Linked DNA regions of Homo sapiens: all the other regions are linked to region 2. A link is a contact called in ENCODE Hi-C data. All regions are on one chromosome and are shown on one strand. Each heading gives the region's core, a stretch centred on a gene start or an enhancer-like site at or near the end of the contact. The rest is flanking DNA. Distances are from core to core; before and after follow the strand shown.

Region 1 (4,233 bases), core at 1-2,500, 930 kb after region 2:
CGCCCAGCCTAGAGTGCAGTGGCACAATCATAGCTCAATGCAGCCTTGACCTCCTGGGCTCCAGCAATCCTCATACCTCAGCCTTTCAAGTAGCCGAGACTACAGGCCCACACCAGCGCCTGGCTAATTTCTTTTTAATTTTTGTAGAGACGAAGTCACGCTTTGTTGCCGAGGCTGATCTTGAACTCCTGGACTCAAGTGATCCTCCTGCCTTGGCCTCCCAAAGTGCTGGGATTATAGGCATGGGCCACAGCCCCCGGCCCAAAAACAGTATTTTTATGCATGATCATTTTCCTTTGGGTTTGTATTTGCATAGTGTCTGTTTTGTTTTGTATTACGAAACAAGATCATTACCGTATTCACTGTTCTGTCCTTGCTTTTTTCTTAACAGTACCTGGTGATCCTTTCCCCACGTTATTATTAAGTACTGAATCTCTTTATGACAGATCTCTGTAATCCAAATACAAGCGATTTAATGAAGGAAGAGAGTCCTTACAAAGAAAGCCATGACTGTCAAGGTTTCAGGCCCCACTGAGAGTGCTGTCATCTGCCAAACCAAACAGAACAGACAGAAGGAGGGGCACCTCGCACCTGCAGTGTGCACGGCACTCACTTCTGGGTAGGAAGCTCCAGGGCACCCGAGTTTGCAGAGGCAACAAAGAGGCGCAGCTGAGAGGCCAGTTGCAGCCAAGAGGCCAGGTGCAACAGGCGCCAGATGCAGCAGACAGGCCAGGCGCAGCAGAGGCCAGATGCAGCAGAGAGGCCAGGTGGGGCAGAGAGGCCAGGTGGGGCAGAGAGGCCAGGTGCAGCAGACAGGCCAGATGCAGCAGAGAGGCCAGGTGCAACCGTAAAGGTTTCACACTGCGGCATCTCCCAGGGCGGCTTTGCAAACCCTCACCGGGCGTTCTGCATTGTGCTTCCGAAAAGCCACAGGAGTTTCCTGCGAACCGCAGCGGCGCGGGTGCAGGTGGCGACAGCCCCTATTGAAGGCCCCTGCAGCGTACGCGTCGGACGGGCTTCCCAAGGCGGGTGCTGGCGGCGGCGGGGCGCACCGTAGTCCTGGTCCCGCCACGGCCGCTCCCTGGCGGCCCCCGCCGGCCGCGTGCCCCAGCCCCAGGGCGCCCGCCTCGCTCGGCGCGCACGAGTTTCTGCAGGTCTCTCCTGCCAGCCTCAGGGGAGCCTCCTCGCGGCGCGGCCCGGCTGGGTTCCGGCTTTAAAACAGAAAGGCTCATTGTCCCGAGGTCCCCTGGCCGGTCTAACCGCTGCGGAAACTCCCCGACGCCCCGCCCCGCGCCGAACGGCCCCGCGGCCTGGCCAGAGAAGCCGAGACCGGGTGCGGGGGCCGGGCGGGCGGGTGAGCCTCGCTAGAGAGGCTGGGCTGGTGTAGGTTTTTTGTTTGTTTGTTTCCTCTTTTGTTTTTTTTTTTTTTTTTTGAGATGAGGTCTCCCTCTGTCGCCCAGGTTGAAGTGCAGTGGCGCGATCTCGGCTCACTGCAACCTCCGCCTCCCGGGTTCAAATGATTCTCGCACCTCAGCCTCCCCAGTAGCTGGGATTACAGATGTCTGCCACCACGCCAGGCTAATTTAATTTTTTATTTTTTATTTTTTTTTTTTGAGACGGAGTCTGGCTCTTTCCCCCAGGCTGGAGTGCAGTGGCGGGATCTCGGCTCACTGCAAGCTCCGCCTCCCGGGTTCACGCCATTCTCCTGCCTCAGCCTCCCGAGTAGCTGGGACTACAGGCGCCCGCACCACGCCCGGCTAATTTTTTTGTATTTTTAGTAGAGACGGGGTTTCACCGTGTTAGCCAGGATGGTTTGATCTTATGACCTCGTGATCCGCCCGCCTCGGCCTCCCAAAGTGCTGGGATTACAGGCGTGAGCCACCGCGCCCGGCCTAATTTTTGTATTTTTAGTAGAGATGCGGTTTCACCTTGTTGGCCAGGCTGGTCTGGAACTCCTGACCTCAGGTGACCCACCCGCCTTGTCCTCTCAGAGTGCTGGGATTACAGGCGCGCCACCTAGCCTGGCTAATTTTTTTAGCAGAGACGGTTTTTATTTTTAGTAGAGACGGTTTCACCGTGTTGGCCAGTCTGGTCTCGAACTCATGACCTCAAGTGAACCGCCCCCCTCAGCCACTCAAAGTGCTGGGATTACAGGCGTGAGCCGCCGCGCCAGCCTGGGTGGATTTTCTGTGCACGGAAGGGAAGCAGCACCGGAACCCCTCCTGTTCCCCTAAGCACCGTGGACACTGCCCACCTGACAGCGGAGGGGGAGCAGCCGGAAAATAAAATGTCGCAGGGCGCAGTTACGCGTATCTGTTAGTGTTTGTGTGTGGTAAAAGATCTGTCACTCAATGAGTGCCCGTTTTCAAAGAATGAACATAAAATGAACATTTATTAAACATAATTTAATCTCTTCTCCATGTCAGGCCCTTTCACTGATTTCCCAAGGTGACCATTCGGACCATTCGTACATTAATATTGATTTTAAGTTGATAAAGGTTGTGTTTGAAGTTGTCTTCTTGATTTTATCCTTGCAGCTGAAGATACCTTGTGAACTTTACTTTTCAGAGCAGAGCGTCTGAGCGGTGGGCAAGGCACAAAGCGCGAGGGAAGCCGCTGGAGGGAGCTGCTCTCCTGCACGGAGGGCGCAGGCGCCAGCTGCTGCCAACACCACGGGAAAGCCCTCACCCTAACCTTGGACTCCTGACCCCAGGCTCCTAATGCACATCATTATTCCATAAGAACAGGGGAGAAACGGAGAGGGCACGAAGCACAAACACCGAAGCTCTGGGATAACATTAGAGATAGGAGGGCCACCAACTCGTTACACTGAAAATTAAAAATACAGAGGCCGGCCGCTGGGGCTCACTCCTGTAATCTCAGCACTTTCGGAGGCTGAGGCGGGCAGATCACTAGAGCCCAGGGGTTCGAGACCAGCCTGGCCATCCTGGTGAAACCCCGTCTCTACTAAAAATACAAAGATTAGCGGGGCTTGGTGGTGCGCGCCTGTAATCCCAGCTACTCTTGGGAGGCTGAGGCAGGAGAATCACTTGAACCCGGGAGGCGGGGGTTGCAGCGAGCCAAAATCATGCCACTGCACTCCCATCTGGGTGACAGAGTTAGGCTCGTCTCAAAAAAAAAAAAAAAAAAGGAAGAAAATTACAAATAAAGAGAAGGAATTAGGTTATTAAAAATTATCTTTGCTTCCTTGTCTGATGGGCTGAATTAAGAAAAAAAGTTCTCTTTGCTGTAGGAACTATATTGTAGGGTAATTAAATAGACCTAGTGGATGAGGAAAAAAAATTCTCTAAGAATTCCAGTCAATGAATGCAGAATAGCATTCTTTAATTACATTTTGCAACTTCCAATTGAAAAACTTCTAATTTTAAAACATTTAAGTTAAATATACAGTTCAGCTAAACAGCGATCAATGCGTCAATGCAATGAGCGTCATTCAATTCAGACAATTGCATCGATGGCTGTTTAGCTGAACCTTATGATAAAGGAATTAGGCTGCCATCCTCTAAACCCATTGATCAGTCTTACCACGAAAAGCGAGACGAGACAGAAGTGTGGTGATGGGAAATATCACCTATGAAATAGCCTTATTCTGAAAAAAAAAAAAAAAAAGGAAAGATGGAAGGAAGGAGTGAGGGAGAGAGAAGGAGGGTGAAAGGAAGGAAGTAGAGGAGAGAAGAACTGGAGGGAGGATGAGAAGGAGAAAGAATTTGAGCTCAGGCTAGCTTGTAACTCTAACTCCCAGTCCATTGGAAAAACAGTAGATAGAGGAACAAGTTACATAAACACCCTGGGGTTGCAATTAACTAAACCCCGAATGTGGGATATTTTACAAAACAACTGACCCATTTCTTCATCAAGTCAATAGGGGATATAAAGGGGGACGGGACTGTTCTACATGAAATGAAACAATATAATGATGGACCTTGTTTGGATCCATATTCAAACAAGCCAACTGTAAAAAGACTTAGGGAAAATTGAATATGTTATACTAGACAATGTAAAGAAATAATTGATTAGATGTAATAATGCATTGTGGTTGTGTGATTTTAAAAGTCCTTTTCTTTCTGGTGAAATGAGGTAGGGAGGATGGATGGTAGAGGGCAAGGCATTAATGGCTGAAGCTGAGTATAAGCATGGAAGTGTGTAACAGTCTCTACTTTTGTGTCTGTTCGGAAATGGTCACAATAAAAAAGTAAAATGAAATAAAGGATG
Region 2 (4,323 bases), core at 264-2,763:
AAATTGGAATTCCTATCCCGAGGGATTGTTGAAAGGCTGAAACAAACAAATGTATTATGAAAATGTAAAAGCATGCAATAAACTCAGCAAGGGGTAACCATATATAAAACTAAGTATATTTCTGTGCAGAATATAGTCCCTATAGTCGAATAGGCGCAAGTGTTAGAAACAGGCTCTGCCATGGGGTCCCTGAATCTGACTTCTGAATGTCAAGAACTTTTTGAAATCTGATGCAGAATGTCGTGCTCACATGTGTTGGTGAATTCTTCTGCGAAAATGATTCACAGTTTGCTTCAGGGTCTGAAATGAGTTCACGACCCAAAATAGGAAGGGGATCGGTAGGGCAGTGTATATAGCACACCATTGACGTAACCATTAATAACTCCATCTTAGGAGAAGACCCCATTTTTACATTTCATAAGGCATTTGCCAACAAGCATACTATACTTTAATAAACAAATAAAAAAATAGTCCGCATCCAGCCAGGTAAGGACACAAACAAGCACTCTCTTCCATTACCAGTTCTCACCACAGGACTCTGTGACTATAAAAGATGGGGCCTTCGGCAGCTCCCAACAGCCGGCTTAATTGACGCCGTCTTTGCAGAAGGACCTCTCGGCCCAAACCAGGCTTCTTTTCCTCTTCTTCACTCCCTCTGGATTGGTTCGTTAATCTCTTTGCCCCATCTCTTTTTCCTCATGATGTTAAATGCTACTTTGTTGTGGGATGCTTAACTTGTAACATTTATATGTGGATTAAGTACACTACTATGATGCGTGAGCGGCTTGAGCCTGTGTGTCAGGCTCTGACTACCCAGTGACCAGCAAGTGCTGAGAACTGCCTCCTTGGGAACTCCACGCAGCTCGTGGCTTTTGTGATCGAAAGAGCGTCCACAGCAGCCTGACATGGTGGAAAACACAGCATGCGTGGACCTGGTTATTTCTAGCCTGGCACCCTGATGACAGGAGGTTAAGGCTTTTGATTTAGGGAGAGAGACCTGAGGGTAACCCAAAGAAAGGCCTCAGGTCATCGCAGAGGAGACAGAAATTACCGGTGGGCGTCCCGGCCTGCTCCTCTTCTTCCCAGAGCTCAAACTGGGCAGCAGGCCTGGCTTTGTCTCCCTTCTAGGTACCCGTTGGGCCTGGCGCGGTTTCCAAGTCTCCCTCAATTTCCCTCCAGAATCCCGCGCTGGGAGCGGAAGCCCGCGGACTCTCAGGAAGACCTAGATTTCAAATCCGGGGCGGGGGAGCCGGGCCGAGCCTCAGGGCGGGACCAAAGCGGGAGGACTGGCGCGGGACGCGAGGGCGGGACCAGGGCGTGAGGACGCGGGGCGCGGGGGCGGGGCGCGCTGCGGTGGGCGGGCGCCTCCTGGGGCCCAGCCTGGGGCTGGGTTCTCGGGCGGGCGGGAGCTAGGGGACGGGCCGCAGCGGAGGCGGCGCGAGGGGCCGACAGGGGCGGGCGGGAGGCGGGGCTGGCGCTGGAGCACATCTCCCGGCGGCGGGCCGCGGAAGCAGTGCAGACGCGGCTCCTAGCGGATGGGTGCTATTGTGAGGCGGTTGTAGAAGGTATGAGGAGGCTGTGCGGTGACTGCCGCCCTCGCTCCGGGCCGTCAGCCCTGCCCCCGCTCCCTGCGTTCTCCCAGGCCCTGCGCCCGCCCGGGTACCTGCCCGGTCTGGAAGGCGGAGTGTTTGTTTTGCCACCTCGCCCGGGCGGGGGCGAGCAGTGAAGCCCGCGGAGCGAGAGACTTGGCCCGGAGGCGGGAGCCTGGGCCGGGGCCGGGGAAGCCAGGCAGCGGGTTAAGGCTTTTGATTTAGGGAGAGGGACCTGGGGGTAACCTAAGGAAAGGCCTCAGGTCATCGGAGGGGAGACCTGGCCCGGGGGCGGGAGGCTGGGCTGGGACCGGGGAGGCCGGGCAGCGCGAGGCCGGGCCGGGGAGGCCAGGCAGCGGGAGGCCTGGCCAGGGGAACCGAGCCCGGGGCCGGGAGGTCGGGCACGGGGCACCGAGCTCCGAGGGCGGGAGACCTGGCGGCCGGCCGAGTGCCGGAAGGCCGGGTCAGGCGGCGGAAGGCAGCGGCAAGCTGGGAAACGGACGGCGCTACCGCCGGCGGAGGAGTGGCCCCGGGAAGCGGTGCTGCGAGGGCTGGGGCGGCCGGGTGCTGACTGTGAGATACTCGCCCTGGGGGCTGATCCTTCCAATTTTGGACGAGGCTTCCGTCTCTGCTGCCTTCCATGCCTGGGGCCTGGATTATCCCGGGTTGACAATGTGGTTTAGCTCTTCCAGAGAGATAGTTGCAGGGTTTAAACTCCAATTCCTTTTCGGCCCTGCAGAGTTTCGTGAGTGCTCGCAGCTCATACCTGTGGCTGTGTATCCGTGGCCACAGCTGGTTGGCGTCGCCTTGAAATCCCAGGCCGTGAGGAGTTAGCGAGCCCTGCTCACACTCGGCGCTCTGGTTTTCGGTGGGTGTGCCCTGCACCTGCCTCTTCCCCCATTCTCAGTAAGTGGCACCCAAGCAGGAAACCGGAAAACATCGTTCGCAGCCCCCTCTCGCCCACCCACTTCTTTTCCTGCTTAGTCGCCAAGCCTTGTCGACCTTGTAAATGTCTGCCAGATCTGTCCGCGTCTCTCTATCTCTGATTTCAGCCGTCTGACCACAGCAGCCTCTTCCCTGGTCTCTCCACTTCCAGACCCGCCTGCTCCTTTGCAGTCCACTTTTTACAGCACAGGCAGAGGGATCTTTATGAAATGAAAGTCTAGAAAGCTCGTCCTTTGCCCTTAGGTTAAACCCAGCACTTAATATGGCTAACAAACCCCTGCGTGTGTTGGGTCCTGAGTGCCCCCACCCCTCCTTATCTTTAGCACCGGTTCGATTTCTGCACGGCAATGCTGACCTTCATACCTAGTGTCTGCCTGCAACACCTCTGCACTCCCTTTCTCCCGCCATCACATTTGATTAGAAGAGCTGCTACTTAAATTTCTGTTTTCATTAAACAGTTTAAGGTTAAATCTTCCTATGCTGTGTTCTTTCTGCAGCCAGCATTCCCTAAGAGAGATGTGTCATATCCTTTGCAGTTGCTTGTTTACTATCTTCCCTGCTAGATTTGCAAGCAAACTCCAGGAGGGACGGACTTGGTTTATCTTGGTATCCTTAGTGTCTTGCCCCAAATGCGGGGCCTGGCATAACACAGTGAATGCCCATCCATTGTATTTTTACTTTTATGCCCTATCTAGAAAAAGTAGACCTGGTTTAGGATTATTCAGCAAATAATAATTAGAAAAGAAATGGTAGAGGTGACATACGGAGTCACTGAAACGATGTAAACCTGCAAGATAGCTGAAAGAGGGCCAGGCAAGGTGGTTAGACCAGACTGTATCAAAATGGGCTCAGCCACTGTGAATGTGCGTGCTGTGGTTACATAATCTCTAAAAATGAAATATAAAGCTTAAATCATCTCTATCACAGCCCGATGCTTGGACTTTGGTTTTGCTTTGCCTTTTTGCAAAAGAAGGTTTTTGAAAGTGAAAATTATTTTAGTGAATGGATGAACAGTTTATTGGAGTATGGCAATAAAACCTGTTCAAAGTAAGAGACATTAGACATTGTACCTAGTTAAATCAGATTTGCTTTTGCTATCCTGAATAAAGGCCTTGCCTCTTGCCATTTGAAGAGACTGGCATCTGATATAGGCAATTATAATGCTTCTTTACTGTTTTGTTTTCAAACCTCGTTTAACACAATCTCCTACTGCTTCATCCCCCTACAAAGCAGTCTTTATTTTGATGAATGATATATTACATTGCTTCTGGTGCCTACTATTAGATCTTTAAGCTCTGCCCCAAAGATAAGAAGCACTGGTGTTTGGGCCTAAACAAAGATGGGAGAATTCTTAGATTTATATAATATTCTTTCTCTGCATGTTTTGTTCTTACCTTCACATGTTGCCTGTAGAGCTTCTTTGCATTACAATAATGAAATCAAGCTACCTGATATGTATTGGACACGGTCTGGCATCTGCCTTGTTGAGCCACTTTTGAATACCAGTGAGCATCGGTATAAGCCCTGAATAGAGATAGGGTTTGTCTCTTCCACTGCTTGATACACTCAGGGTCTAGTATAGTACTCTGCACACAGTTGGTGTTCAGTAAATTGTTATGGTGCAAATATCAAATGAATAAATGCTACTGAATCTGAGTTTTGGCAGTTTCAGTCTTCCTGACAGCAGGATTTCTTCAAGCGGTTTTAAACTTGAATCTGATTCTGCAAAGTAGTCATCCTTGGTGGGAGTGCTGAGGCTTTAAAGTCATCTGTAATTTTTATAAAAAGG
Region 3 (3,796 bases), core at 914-3,413, 780 kb before region 2:
GTTTGTAATCCAAAGTAAGAACCATTTTTTTTTTTTTTTTGAGACAGAGTTTCGCTCTTGTAGCCCAGGATGGAGTGCAATAGCGCGATCTCGGCTCACTGCAACCTCCGCTTCCCAGGTTCAAGCGATTCTTCTGCCTCAGCCTCCCAAGTAGCTGGGATTACAGGCGTCTGCCACCACGCCCAGCTAACTTTGTATTTTTTAGTAGAGACGGGGTTTCACCATGTTGGCCAGGCTGGTCTTGAACTCCTGACCTCAGGTGATCCACCTGCCTCGGCTTCCCAAAGTGCTGGGATTACAGGAGTGGGCCACCGCGCCCGGCTGGTAAGAACCTTTTACCTTAAATTTATTTATTTCTTTGCTTATTAAGATGGAGTCTCGCTCTGTCGCCCAGGCTGGAATGCAGAGGCGCTATCTCAGCTCACTGCAACCTCCGCCTCCTGGGTTCAAGGAATTCTCCTGCCGCAGCCTCCCAGGTAGCTGGGACTACGGGCACCTGCCACCACGCCCGGCTGATTTTTGTATTTTTAGTAGAAACGGGGTTTCACCATGTTGGTCAGGCTGGTCTCAAACTCCTGACCTCAAGTGATTCACCTGCCTCGGCCTCCTAAAGTGCTGGGATTTCAGGCGTGAGCCACCGCGCCCGGCCTTTTACCTTAAATTTAAAGCAAGCTGTTTGAGTGCCTCTCTGCAAGCCTGCCTGAAACTGGCTCACCTGAGCATGAATCATTGCTAATACGTAACACCAAAGGGGCAAGTGAAGATTCATTTTAAACTGAAACATAACTAAATACAACGCCCTTCCCCACATCCTACCTCTTCCATTAATCAGAGATGCTTTAAAACCAAACTTCAGTCAAGATTTAGTACTTTCATTTACCTTATATTTCAAAGCTCCACGGCACAAGGGCAGGAGCTGAGACAGGTTCCTCCCTCTCACGGTATCCCCGCATCTGCGCAGCTCCCGGCACACAAGCGAGCCAGGGAGGAGGGAGGGAAGAAATTCTTGCCTAGAACTTTCCCATCACTTAACTTTTTTCTTATTAATTTTTTTTTTTTTTTGAGACGGAGTCTCTCTCTGTTGCCCAGGCTAGGAGTGCAGTGGAGCTGTCTTGGCTCTCTGCAGCCTCCGCCTCCCGGGTTCAAGCGATTCTCCTGTCTCAGCCTCCCGAGTAGCTGGGACTACAAGCACCCGCCACCATGCCCGGCTATTTTTTTTTTTTTTTTTTTTTTTTTTTTTTTTTTTTGGTATTTTTAGTAGAGACAGGGGTTTCACCATTTTGCCCAGGCTGGCCTCGAACTCGTGAGCGCAGGTGATGCGTCTGCCTTGGCCTCCCAAAGTGCTGGGATTACAGGCGTCAGCCACCGCGCCCGGCCCGCCACTACTTAACTCTTATTGAGCAACATTTACAAAATTATTCATTCACTTATTTAACAGATATTCTGCAATCCCCTTCGGGGCAAGCTTGCTGGTAGAAACTAGAAACAGATTTAAGAAGGCATAGATGCTGCCCGCAAGGAGCTTACAATCTATTAGACAAGAAAATAGAGCATAGCCGAATTATGGCACGTTCCCTTGCAAAAGGTACGGATGGAGCGTCAGGAGAGGTGAAGAAGGGGCAGAAAACTGGAGGAGGTGATGAGGAGTCTGTTTCCCAGAGAGGAAACGGAGGCTGGGAGGTGGCAGGTATCTAAGGGGCAACACCTGGCGTCCGCGAGGACCAAGTCACCTTTCTTGAGGACACCCACTCCGACAGCCGAGATCAGGTTGCCCCAGCTCGTCCAGGTTGCCCCAGCTTGTCCACGTTAACTGCGCTGCGGGAGCGGCGAGGGTTCCCAAGCGCGCGACACGCCTGGGCTGCGCAGCGCCTCTGCACGTTCCACCACAGCTGGCGTTTATTGTGTGATGTGTTGCCCCGGGTACGGGAGAATCCATTCCAAGCACGCTGTGGGAGGATACGAGGAGATTCGAATCCGCATCGAAGAACACACAGAAGGATGTGTGAGCTTCTGTAGGACAGAAAAGACTTAACTAATAGAATTTACCAAACATAAGTCTTCGGCTACCCGCCCCGCCTCGCCGTCCGCGAGGGACTGCGGTGTGGTACGCTCCGTGACGTCATGCCGCCGAGCATGTCGGGAGTTGTAGTTGGTCCGCCCGGGCCCCGCCCCTGGGCCGTGCGGTGACACCACTTCAGGGCCGGCCCCCGGAACTTTTGGGCAGGCGTCAGCGCCCGTGTCACCGCCACGTCGCGGACATGGTGAGTATCTCTGCTCGTCACCGACCCCTGTGTTTTTCCCCGGACTTTGGCAGCCGCCACGAGCGGGCTTCACAGCGCCTGAAAGGAGCTGGTCCTGCCGGGGTCCAAGATGGCAGCTGCGAGCTGCGTGGGCAGGGCGGCTCTCCAGTTCGCCTGTCTCCGCGCTGGGCCGGGGGGAAAGTGCCCTACACAAGTGTGCACCCCGCCTCGGCCACCTTGGACACGCACCCCCTGCTACTTCTCTGTGTGAAAGTATTTTGAGAGACTTCGGCGTTTTTGAAGCCTTGCAAGAAGGGCTTAACCTGGGACAGGCGCAACTTTCTTCGGATATTATATTCCCCTAGTTCCCGTGGTATTTCCCTCCCCTGGTTTCTCTCCTGTCTCATTGCTCAGCAAGGTTCTCCAATCCCTATCCTAAATGGTGGTGCTCTTCAGGGACGCTTTACACCCTATGCGTTCTCCTAAAATTTTATCTCTAAGTTAGACCTTTCTTCTGAGCTCCAGACCCACAAATCTGCTAACCGTGCCTCCACTTGGATAGCTCATATGTATTTCAAGCTCAGCAAGTTCCAAACTGAGCATTTCCACTTCCCCACAGCCCACACCTGCTCTTCCTCCAGGAACCCCCAACTCTGTAGATGGCACCACCATACATCCTGTTGTGCCTGCCCAAAACCTGGAAATCATCCTTGACATCTCCCTCTTCTCAACTCCCCGACATGCAGTCAATAATCAAGTCCTATAGATGCTACTTCTAAATGTCTGTCTGTTGTCACTGTCGCCACTCTTACCATCCTTGGCCTTGAGATCTATCCATCTGGGGTAGTCACCTAAGTGGTCTTTTAAGCAGATCTTCACTCATCGATGGCCCTGCCTGGAATGGGCTATTGCACCTTCACTCACCCTTCAGATCTCAGCCTCAGTATTATTTCTTCAGAGAGTATCTCAGCTAATTCGGAAGTCTAGGAAGACTAGTGCTTTTATGAATGATGTCTTGTGGAATCTTCATAACAACCCTGGGAAGTTGTGTATTTTTCCAGTTTTACAGAAGAGAAACAGACTTAAGTGATAAGTTAAATTGTGTAAAATTGTACAGTAAGTAGCAGAGTTAAAATTTGTTCTTTCCTGTCTAACTTTTATCTTCAGTATCTTTAAATATTTTTTATTTAAATGGGTACATACTAGTTTGTTTGGTAGTATTCTTTATTTAACTGATTTCTTATTAATAGCTATTTAAGTGGTTTCCATTTATTTTTCTGTGATGAACAACGGTAGAATAAATGGACAACATGAAGCTAAATTTGTCCTGAACTTTCTTGATTGTTTCCTTAGAATAAATTCTCAGAAGTAGAATTGGGACAAAGGGTATATGATCTTTCAAAAGATTACAATTTTAGAATAAATAAAAACAGTGACCCTTATAGAAATGTGACAAAGGATTTGTAAAATGAGAAAAACTGTATTGGTACCTATTTAATACTGTTCTGAGGATTGGAGTAAGTATGTATGTTTAGCATAGTGCCTTTTACATGTTT

What was found. Hi-C counts contacts between places; a loop is a spot of excess contacts on that map. Pooled maps may share reads with other maps.
Region 1: a pooled map shows a loop between it and region 2 (5-fold over the local background). The contact joins the enhancer-like site here to the promoter of CASP3 in region 2. A Hi-C loop is called at or near these places in 2 of 37 single-sample maps with no recorded cell type and 4 of 50 pooled maps.
Region 3: a loop to region 2 is called in a map of CD8-positive, alpha-beta T cell, with 5 times the contacts of the local background. The contact joins the promoter of UFSP2 here to the promoter of CASP3 in region 2. A Hi-C loop is called at or near these places in 3 of 168 maps with a recorded cell type or tissue (CD4-positive, alpha-beta T cell, CD8-positive, alpha-beta T cell and naive thymus-derived CD4-positive, alpha-beta T cell), 1 of 37 single-sample maps with no recorded cell type and 8 of 50 pooled maps.

The regions. Positions count from the first base shown.
Region 1 is chr4:183,719,893-183,724,125 of GRCh38, reverse strand. No RefSeq gene overlaps it. Among named protein-coding and RNA genes, the nearest start is that of TRAPPC11, 63 kb to the right of the region's middle. RefSeq lists enhancers at 735-784, 182-943 and a silencer at 895-1,424. Within about 2 kb of position 1,250, at least 20 of the 41 ENCODE cell types and tissues checked have a DNase peak (open chromatin) inside an H3K27ac peak, as active enhancers do.
Region 2 is chr4:184,646,637-184,650,959 of GRCh38, reverse strand. It overlaps CASP3 (caspase 3), which reads left to right and starts at 1,513. Exons shown (of 8, transcript NM_004346.4): 1 at 1,513-1,565; 2 at 2,329-2,495. It overlaps PRIMPOL (primase and DNA directed polymerase), which reads right to left and starts at 1,222. Exons shown (of 14, transcript NM_152683.4): 1 at 1,052-1,222. RefSeq lists silencers at 1,206-1,785, 1,796-2,005.
Region 3 is chr4:185,424,331-185,428,126 of GRCh38, reverse strand. It overlaps UFSP2 (UFM1 specific peptidase 2), which reads left to right and starts at 2,163. Exons shown (of 12, transcript NM_018359.5): 1 at 2,163-2,261. The coding sequence starts at 2,259. It overlaps CFAP96 (cilia and flagella associated protein 96), which reads right to left and starts at 1,873. Exons shown (of 8, transcript NM_001114357.3): 1 at 1,731-1,873. RefSeq lists enhancers at 1,860-2,219, 2,290-2,399.